Regions from separate parts of the Homo sapiens genome. Here region 2 is linked to region 1. The links are chromatin contacts, found by Hi-C or POLR2A ChIA-PET in ENCODE. All regions are on one chromosome and are shown on one strand. The core of a region is the stretch at or near the end of the contact, and the rest is flanking DNA. Distances in the headings are between cores, read along the strand shown.

Evidence for each region. Hi-C counts contacts between places; a loop is a spot of excess contacts on that map. ChIA-PET counts read pairs that join two places held with the same protein, here RNA polymerase II (POLR2A). Pooled maps may share reads with other maps.
Region 2: a map of dorsolateral prefrontal cortex shows a loop between it and region 1 (2.4-fold over the local background). The contact joins two enhancer-like sites. A Hi-C loop is called at or near these places in 1 of 168 maps with a recorded cell type or tissue (dorsolateral prefrontal cortex) and 1 of 50 pooled maps. POLR2A ChIA-PET finds 5 or more read pairs at or near these places in 3 of 52 experiments (CD4-positive, alpha-beta memory T cell, OCI-LY7 and naive thymus-derived CD8-positive, alpha-beta T cell).

Annotation. Positions count from the first base shown.
Region 1 is chr6:31,221,842-31,227,165 of GRCh38, forward strand. No RefSeq gene overlaps it. Among named protein-coding and RNA genes, the nearest start is that of HCG27, 27 kb to the left of the region's middle. RefSeq lists enhancers at 1,159-1,660, 2,457-3,079, 3,173-3,768. Within about 2 kb of position 4,075, at least 2 of the 41 ENCODE cell types and tissues checked have a DNase peak (open chromatin) inside an H3K27ac peak, as active enhancers do.
Region 2 is chr6:31,347,842-31,353,165 of GRCh38, forward strand. No RefSeq gene overlaps it. Among named protein-coding and RNA genes, the nearest start is that of MIR6891, 4.8 kb to the right of the region's middle. Within about 2 kb of position 4,075, at least 3 of the 41 ENCODE cell types and tissues checked have a DNase peak (open chromatin) inside an H3K27ac peak, as active enhancers do.

The DNA of each region.
Region 1 (5,324 bases), core at 2,825-5,324:
AGACCTTAAAGCAATATGTACACACTGAAGTCTAAAATATCAGTTTTAATTAAGTCAAATTTTGACTATAGAGCTCTAAAAAAATCCTTTGACATCTCTTATTACCAGATTTTAGCCAGGAGGAACAGTTGATATTCCTGGCTTTTCACCTTCTTTACCAAAAGGTATCCTCCCAAGTGCCTTAACCAAAGTTATGACTATTAGGCCACAAGGTGGGTGGCCCTTAGTTGTTCCCTGATGAGGTGGCAAACCTGAGCCATGGCAGAAGTGTTTAATGTTTTTTTTTTTAGTTTTGCTCTGTTGCCCAGGCTGGAGCACAGTGGTGTGATCTCGCCTCACTGCAGCCTCCGCCTCTCAGGTTCAAGCGATTCTCCTGCCTCAGCCTCCTGAGTAGCTGGGACTACAGGTGCCCACCACCACACCCGACTAATTTTTGTATTTTTAGTAGAGACAGGGTTTCACCATGTTGGCCAGGATGGTCTCAATCTCTTGACCTCGTGATCTGCCCATCTCGGCCTCCCAAAGTGCTGGGATTACAGGCATGAGCCACCGCACCCGGCTGAGAAGTGTTTAATTTTAACTACCAGAAGTGTTTGAAGTGATTTTTTTGCTCTTAATTTAGTCAAGGGAATTTTTGAAGACTAGCCATGACACTACTATGTGTCCTTTTAAGACTTGATGTTTTCATTAATTGTTTAGAATAAGAAATCTCTGAAATCTTTAATAGCCCACAGAGAGAGGCTGGGAAGGTGTTCCTGTTATATAAATGAAACCTCTCAGGTAGTCAAATTTTATCTTTTTTTAACCAGCTGGGGGTTTTACAGGTGCAACCTGACTTTCTGCAGCTGTGGGCTTTCCAGTATAGCTCCTGGGCCAGGGATCTCTATCTGCTCCCCAGAGGCTTGTACCTAAGATACAGGGCTCCCTGGGCTTCTCAGTACAGGTGGACTTAAACTAATGGGCTAGAAACAGAGAAAGGGAGGTAGAATTTCCCACTTACAGCCAGACCCTGCAGCACAGCTTTCCAGAGCCTCAGCCCCCCTGCCCTGGCTGATGCTCCCTCCCTGACTCCCCTCACCAGGGCCCTGGCCCCACCACACAGCTGAGCTGGCCCAAGCCAAAGAGTTGCTGGAGCAGCAGCTGGAGTGGATCAGGCTCTGCTGGAGGGGGTGGGGGCCCCAGGCCCTGATGGTCAAGATCCAGAACCTGAAGAAACAGATAAGGAAGGAGGCACCAAGAGAGCCTGGGAGGAGACACCCAAGCTTCCCACCAGTGCCTGTGGCACCCCTCAGCATTGGAAATACTGTGCACCACCCCCAGGAACCCCAGGATCAGAAATATCCCAGCTGCTCCCAGGCCACTGGGAAAATGGAAGAGACCACAAAAGGCCAGAAGTTAGCAGTGTGATGGTTAATACTGAGTGTCAACTTGGTTGGATTGAAGGACGCAAAATACTGATCCTGGGCATGTCTGTGAGGGTGTTGCCAAAGGAGATTAACATTTGAGTCAGTGGACTGGGAAAGGCAGACCCACCCTAAATCTGGGTGGGCACCATCTAATCAGCTGCTAGCGTGGCCAGAATATAAAGCAGGGAGAAAAATGTGAAAAGGCTAGACTGGCCTCCCAGCCTACATCTTTCTCCCATACTGGATGCTTCCTGCCCTCGAACATCGAACTCCAAGTTCTTCCGCTTTGGGACTCGGACTGGCTTCCTTGCTCCTCAGCTTGCAGGCGACCTATTGTGGGACCATGTGATCATGCGAGTTAATACTACTTAATAAATCCCCCTTTATATATATATTTATTCTGTTAGTTCTAGAGAACCCTGACTAATACAGGCAGGTAGTGGGGAGCCAGGGCTCTGCAGTCTCAGTCCCATGCCTCCTTTGACCTCACAGCAGTGCACCTCAGCCTTACAGGAATTTACCCTGGATCATGTCCTACAATAACCTCTCCCCAAACACAGTAAGAAGATGTAGCATGCAGATACCACAGACACACATGTGTTCCATTTTTCGTTAGGATTTTTTTTTTTTTTTGAGATGGAGTTTCCCTCTTGTTGACCAGGCTGGAGTGCAAAGGTGCGATCTTGGCTCACTGCAACCTCTGCCTCCTGGGTTCAAGCGATTCTTGAGCCTCAGCCTCTCGAGTAGCTGGGATTACAGGCGCTCGTCATCACGCCCGGTTATTTTTGTATTTGTAGTAGACGCTGGGTTTCTCCATATTGGTCAGGCTGGTCTTGAACTTCCGACTTCAGGTGATCCACCCGCCTCGACCTCCCAAAGTGCAGGGATTATATGCGTGAGCCACCGCGCCCAGCCTAGTTAGGATTTTTAAAATTCTGACAATCAGGAATGGGGGTTCAGGAGTGGTGCTGATGCAGAGGAGGGAAGCCATGGGGTGGGGGCTGTTAGGGGTGGAGGCAGTAGTGTCTCCTTCACCCCCACCTGGGGTCTTCTCCTGAAGGACAGACTATCACATCCCAGAATTGGTGAGTCCTCTACTGTGTCTGTTCAACTGAAGAGAAAATATGGCACAGTCAGAATAAGGCATGAAAAGGGGAAAGTGAGGCAGGAACACACGGCACACATGCAGACGCTGGTGTACTGTGTGGGTTCAGAGGACGGACGTGGGGGTGAGGGAAGGGATGTAATATGATGAGAGAAGACAGAAACCCCACATAAAGGTCAGGAAAACATCCCAACACAGCATCAAAGGCCAGGGGGCATGAACCAGTCAAGTGTCCATTATGCATCAGATGCCCATGACCTATGTGATGAGATTGAAGAAAAACATACTAAGGTTCAGGGAGGAACTAAGTGTTTCATGAGATCAGCACTCACCGTGGAGGAGACATCTGTCTCATCAGGCAGCTCACTAACACTGACCTCGAAGCGATGCTGCCCATCACACTGGATCCTTGCATGATTCTCATCTGACACAAACGCTGATGGCCAAGCCCTGTTCCAAACCAGCCTGCTCTAGTCACCTGAAAGGAGGCAGAGGGTAGAAACAGAAGACCCAAAGAGGGAAGACACCCAGAGGGAGGGAAGAGGATGTAAGGTGTGAAAAGATAGAAAACATAAGGAATGGGAGAGTAGGTGTCCTTCTGGGTGTGGGGCTCACCTGTCATTGATAAAGGCAATGCTCATCCACTTGATGTCTATGACGTGGCCCAATAGGTTGGTAACCATAGAACTGGTCATTGAAAATCTTTTGGGGTCATTCTTGGACATGTGCAGAACAGCAAACAATTTTAGTCACCTGATGTGTTTCCTTGGCTTCCTGTTCAGTTTTCCTTAGGCCTCAGCTGCTGCTATTGCTGCTGGCTGCTCTCCACATTCTCCTAAATTCCAGATGGGTGTGAGGAGGTAAGGGCGGGAAGAAATAGTGGATTGTGGATTGAGGTGCGATTTCCCACCACTGGAGGGGACAGATTCATAAGCTGGCATTGAAGAGGTTCCTGCCCTTTGCACAGTGTGTTTGGTCACCCCAGTGCTCAGGCTGAACCCTGAGAAGAAAGAGGAACTTGACTGTCTGAAGGCTCTTGGGTGGTGTTTAAGACCCCTGGCCACTGTGTCCTGGCTGAATGCATACATGCAGATGGAATCTCTTTCTTTCTTTTTTTTTTTGAGACGGAGTCTCGCTCTGTCTCCAAGGCTGGAGTGCAGTGGCGCAATCTTGGCTCACTGCAAGCTCCGCCTCCTGGGTTCACGCCATTCTCCTGCCTCAGCCTCCTGAGTAGCTGGGACTACAGGCACCCGCCACCACACCCGGCTAATTTTTTGTATTTTTAGTAGAGACAGGGTTTCACTGTGTTAGAATGGTCTCGATCTCCTGACCTGGCGATCCGCCTGCCTCGGCCTCCCAAAGTGCTGGGATTACAGGCATGATCCATTGCACCCGGCCTCGATATAGAAGTTTTTAAGAGCCAGACGCTTGAACTTGTGGGCATCGGTTTGGGGAAAGAGTCAGTTGGAGTAAAGTTATCTTGAGGCATTAACTTTTTTGCTTCTTAAGGCCATTGGTCTTTTATGCTAGTCTTTCTACAAACATAACATGAGGAAACGCCTAGGCTGGCAGCAATGTTTTCAGCCAGCTGAACAAATAGGTTTTTGGCTAAAGGAGGAGGCTCTGATAACTTCCGGTTTATATGCTCAAAGAATGACTTAAAGACTCAGAATTGCTCCTGGGCTGACTGCTTGGTTCAAGTCTTCTTTATAATATACAAAGTTGTTTTAGCTTTTTGACCGTAGCTTTGTAATGCCATGGAGTAGCCTATAGTCCATACAGGTAGGTTTGGCCTTAAGATAGTAAGATTTACAGGATTGCAAATGCTTGTCTTACAATCTGGTTTTGCTGGTACTTTGATGAGCAAGATTGGCTTTGGCCTCAGTGATGATCGGTCAGTGAACTGCATTGTGCAGTTCCAGCAAGCTATTGCTAGGGCCTTGGAGGGACAAACAGGGAGTGTACATACAATTTTATACTGGCAGTTTTTATAGTACTTTGTAGGACTAGAGATTGTGAGATAGGTTGGGTTCATGGATGTTAACTGACAAATATCAAAGTATATGGATATAGCCCCCACCCTGGGAAGGAGAGGCTTGGGTTTGACTTACAAGACTTCTTTTTTTTTTTTTTTACTTGTATGAATCTTAAACTAAGTCCTAGGTAAAGACTTCGGTCATAGCATATATAAGGCTGGCCATTTCTTGGGTCACAAATTGAACAGGTGGTCTGATTATAAGTACAAGTTCTTTTTTTTTTTTTTGAGACGGAGTCTCGCTCTGTCTCCAAGGCTGGAGTGCAGTGGCGCAATCTTGGCTCACTGCAAGCTCCGCCTCCCGGGTTCACGCCATTCTCCTGCCTCAGCCTCCCGAGTAGCTGGGACTATAGGAGCCCACCACCACGCCCGGCTAATTTTTTTTTTTTTTATTTTTAGTAGAGACGGGGGTTTCACCGTGTTAGCCAGGATGGTCTCGATCTCCTGACCTTGTGATCCACCCGCCTCGGCCTCCCAAAGTGCTGGGATTACAGGCGTGAGCCACCGCGCCCGGCCTTATAAGTACAAGTTCTTAAGCGAGTCTTTGTACACTTATAAGTATGGTACAACAGAGTTCTAGTTGTACTGTTCTTTGACTAAGTAGTATGTGTACAGTGGGGACACTTTTCTGTCAGTGTTTCTTCTAGTATGGTTAAGGGGGTAACAACATCAAAACAATGTACAGCATATTTAAATCTAGCAAGGACAAAAGAGGTCTTTATTTGGGGGAGGAGGTTGAGCACAGTGACAGAACAATAGGAAAACAGTTAGTATTACA
Region 2 (5,324 bases), core at 2,825-5,324, 130 kb after region 1:
GGAACCAGACTGCACAGCAGGAGGTGATCAGTGGGTGAGAGAGCATGAGCATGACACCAGAGTTCCGCCTCCTGTCAGATCAGTGGCGGAATTAGATTCTCATAGAAGCATGAACCCTATTGTGAACTCTGCATGCAAGAGATCTAGGTTGCATGCTCCTTATGAAGCGCTAATGCCTGATCATCTGAGGTACAACAGTTTCATCCGAAACCATTTCCCTCTGCCCTCCACCACCTCCACTAGTCCATGGAAAAACTGTCTTCCATGAAACCAGTCCCAGGTGCCAAAAAGGTGGGGATTTAAGCTATAACAATAAAAAACTGCAATACTGAGTGTGAAAAGAAAATAAAATTTCAGGACTCCAAATTCACTATACCAAAAGGAAAAATTAAGTTTGGAGACTGATGGAAAAACTGCCTTTCTTTCGTTCCTAAACAAATAACTGCAAAGATAGAAGACCACATATCTCCCCAGGTGGCCTCCCTCACAAACTGCTCACAAGATAATTCCTTGTGGGCCCCAACGTGTTTACCCTAAAACAGTTTTGTTGAATTTTCCCCTGACAATGTAAATTAACAGCTTATCTTCACAGGTACAGGACAAAGACAAGACTAGAAATCATCCCTCCACCCACCCAGAGTCAAACGCATATTTGACTTTTCCACCCAATGTTTACTTTATCTTATTTAAAATGCAGATTTACTGAGCATGAGATGAATGCATAGTTGACTATTTTTTTCCTCTCCTGGCTGCTCTTTCCCCTGTACACATTGAAGTCCTCAAAAGCCTGTTAGGAAAAAGCATGGGCCACAGATGCTACAATGATTTGTGTCTCTGTTTCCAAGGTGCATCTTCAGCTTGGTGAAATAAACTTCTAAACTGACTGAGACCTGTCTCAGACGTTTTTTGGTTTACATGGCTATAGCAACTTCCTGAGTTCTTTGTGTTAGTTTAAGAATTCTCAATCCTTGGGAGGTGAGAAACCCCTGACTTTGCAGCCATGTTAGACAGAAGTGCAGGTAACCTGGGACGTGATACTTGTGACTTGCTTCTGAAGTGAGGACAGACTTGTAGGACTGAGCTGGTAAACCTGTGGAGTCTGAGGCGAACTCCAGGTAGTTAGTGTCAGAATTGAGTCAAGCTCTAGGACTCCCAGCTGCTGTTGGAGAATCAGAAAGTTATTTGGGTGGAAGAAAACCCCATCACCATCCCACAGAGAGAAACTTATAGTAAGAGTAAGCAAGTAAACCTCTACCTTCTTCGGTCCCAGAGGAAAAGATAAACAAATGTAAGCATTTGTTTCATGTCCCTAAACACAGGTTGCTACCAGCTGTTCATTGTCTAGACGTGGAGTGGTCCTACCTTTAATCTAGAAGTTAGGATTTTTTAGGCCTTTGAGGGTGTCACATAAAAACTAATAAATGTTAGAGATTCTCTCCCCAGAAATATTTCCACACACAAGAAAATATAAATATTAATAGAAAACATCGTGTGGACCCAGAACCTCTGAGATCTTACAAACCTGGGAGTTTTAATCCTAGTAAGAGTCATGCTGAGGGAAGATGTTTGAATAATCATTTCATCATTACAGAATGCCACTCCAATAATCTAGAGTATAAACTGGGATAGACAAAAACTTGATGTAAACCTATCCTCAAGGGAATGGGTGGAAATATGTTATTTATTAGTCACTGGTTCATTCAGCCACTCTTCGTGCCTACTGGGTACCAGATAAAGTTCTCGTCCTGGATCACTGCTCCAAGAATTAAAATTTGTCACTTTTCCCCACCCCTCACACTCCAGCACTTGAACCCGCTTACTACATCAGAATTCCACACTGTCAATGAAAAGAGTCAAACTCAGTAACATATTTAAAGAGATTTATTCTGAGCCAACAATGAGTGACCACAGCCCATGACACAGCCCTCAGGAGACCCTGAGAACATGTGCTCAAGGTGGTTGAGGCACAGGTTGGTTTTACACATTTAAGGAATATATGAAACATCAATCAAATACATTTAAGCTATACATTGGTTCGGTCCAGAAAGTTGGAACAATTTGAAGCAAGCAAGGGTTGCGGGGTAGTGCTTCTGGGTTATAAGTAGATTTTTAATTTTTCTGATTGGCAATTGGTTGAGTTATTGTCAATAGAAAGGAATGTCTGGGTTATGATAAAAGGTTGTGGAGTCCAAAATTCTCATGCAGATGATGCCTCCAGGTGCCAGGCTTCAGAGAGTATAGATTGTAAATGTTTCTGATCAGACTGAAGGTCTGTGTTGATGGTAAATGCTGGTCAACTTTTCCTGAATTCCAAGAGGGAAGAGGGCATAATAAGACATGTTCAATACCTGCTTCCCTTGGTGGCCTGAGCCAGTCTTTCAGGTTAACTTTTGAGCACCCTGGCTGAGGGTGTCCATTAAAATGATTGGGAAGGGGTGGCTTTGATGTTTATTTTTGGTTTACAACATGTAAAATGTTGAGAGGAGACAGACACCACCTCCCTCCCTGGAAGAGGACAACAACACTCCAGTCACCCCTGCAGTTGCTCATGGACATGAGTTTTAAGCTCCACCAGTCTGATGACCACCTGCTGAAGAGGTGTCATTGTCTCAGGTAAATACTAAGTGTTCGTCATCTCACGCCAAGAAGATTAAGGACACTGACACACGAGGAGTGAGTTAGGACCAAAGGGTTTAATAGGCAAAAGAAAGACAAAGGGAAACAGCTCCTTCTTGTGAGAGAGAGGGGCACCCAAAAGGGAATTCCGGCCTGGAATGGGAGTGCATCGGATTTTACAGGCAGGCTTGAGGAGATGGTGTCTGATTTATGTAGGGCCCACAGGTTGGTTGTACCAGGTGTGATATTTACATAGTGCGTGTGGAAGGCTGTTCACCCCACCCTCATCCTATTATGCAAATGGGCTTTCCACTTGGCTGGTGACATGTTGTCTGCTCCTTACTGTAAACGTGCCTGGCAAAGAGAAGGGAAGATGGAGCCGCCATTGTGAACATACCCAGTCCCAGGCGTCCTATTCCTATTGGACAGCTGCTGGCATTCACCCGTGCAAACTTCCAGCTTACTTGTCTATGTCTGAAGCTTGATATTACAGGCTGCTCCTTGTTAGAAAAGAAAATAATTTGGAGCCTGCTTTCCATTAAAAGCCTTGCGTACCCTCACTACCTGTCTAAATAATTTCTTCTTAACTCCTATATCACTGCCAGACTCAGCCAGAATGAGGTGACAGAGAGGCTAGGACTGTGCAGAAAGCATTTTAGTAAAGATGGCTGAGTGACAGTAGTGATGTCCAATTTCCATGTGCAGCAGTGACATCTGTCCTAGCCTCAGGGTCCAGTGTCCAGGACCAGGGTGTCAGAGGTGTGAGCAGTGGCGTCTGTGCTCAGCAGCAGGGGCAGTTGTTCCTAGGAGGGACCTGATCCAGGGTGGGCTGTGAATTCTGTTCCCGGATGTGTAGTTTCCAGCCTGCTTCTGTAGCCTTCCCCACAATAAAACTAGCCCCCAATACCAGATATACGACTTTCTGTGTACATTACAGAAATGTGGTTTCCATAGTTTTCTCCAAGAAGTGAGTGAGAAATGAGTCTGCGGGCGAGTGTCAGAGAGCGGCATTCAGAGGTGTTCTTTGTGCGAGAGCCACATCCTGAATTGTCTACCTGGCCTCTACCCCATGGTGGAGAGAACAACAGAGAATATCACCTCTCATAACTGATGATATACAGCCTCCCTTTTCTTTCTGTGAGAAAAATCCTCTTTTAAACAGGGTTTGAAAACCCACCCCACCCACCCACCCTGGGCACTCTCTGATCACTGATCTCAGTGGCTCCCAATCTGTCTGAGCAATAGGATTGCTGGCGGGGACTTAGAAAATACACAGGCCACTCCCCAGAACCCTTGTCTCAGAGTATTATGCACAAGACCAAGGAATCATTTATATGACAAGCCCTAGAGGCGAGGCTGATGCTCAGACATGTGGGATCCTGGTGCTCTTGCTACTCCAAGTGTGATCTGGAGACCAGCAACATGAGCTCCAGCCTTGTCATAAATCCAGAATCTCTTGCTCAACTCCAGACTTCCTGGATCTCAGCACCACATCCAGGTGATCCTGGTGCACATGGGGGTTCCTTGTCTGAGTGTCCTCTAGACGTGGGACCAGAACTGTGCAGTCTGCTCTGGGTGTGGTCTGATCACACCCCTTAGAACTGGTCCAGGGTTCAGTCCTTGTGCTCATTCTTTTCCATAGTCAGTCACTCCCTTGGTGCTTCATCCATGCCTGAGGTTTTAAGTCTCATATATATGGTGTGACCTCCTAAATCTATTTCTCCAGCCCAGTCCTTTCCCCTAAACTCTGGAGTTGTCTGTCCAAATTCCACCCCAGCTCCCCCACCTGCCTTCCTAGTAGACATCTCCTCCACTGAGTGCCTGTGATGCCCCCTCCTCAGGACGCTCCTGCCAGAGTCTCCCCATCTCCACTGACAGCAGCTCCATCCTTCTACTCACTCATTTTACAACTATGGGTGTCCTTGATTCGTCTTTCTCACACCACAGATACAATCCATTGGCAAATGCTGTGAGTCCATCTTCAAATGCATCCAGAATCCCCTCACGCCCCACTATTTCCCCTGCTCACGCCCCAGTCAAGGAAACCGACATCTCCAGCCTGGAATACTGCACTCGATTCCTACTGTTTTCCCTTCTGCCTCCCTCGTCCCTCGCCTCTCAATTCTGTTCTCAGCACAGCCGTCAGAGAGATCCTTTTAAAACAGAAGTCATATCATGGCTCTCTTCTGCTCAAAACTGTCCTCTAACTCCCCATCCCACTCAGAGCAAAGGCCAGATCCAACCCCACTCCCCTCAAGCCCACCTGTTCTGGCCGCACCTCTGACCTCACCTCAGTTTCTCTCCGTCCAGCCCTCCTGGCCTCCTTGTTCTTCTGGGAACACAAACACCTTCCTGCCATAGTGCATTTGGACTGGAGCTTCCTCTGCCTGGAAAGAACTTCCCCAGACATCCTCATGTCTCTCAAATCTTTCCTCAAAAGTCACCTTTGCAACAAGGCACACACTGACTACCCAGCACAACAGCCACCTTCCCTGTCCCCACTGCCCACATCCTGGATCACCTGCCTCACAGCACTTACCACCTTCTAGCACTTTCCTTCCTTACTCTGGTTATAATGTATCTATCGTCTGCCTCTTCCCACTGGAACATATGCTACAAAAGGCCAGAGATTTTTCTTTTACTTCAGTGGTGTTCCCCAGATGCAGAACCATTCTGTCCTATGTCTGGCCAATGACAAAGGTCAGTTG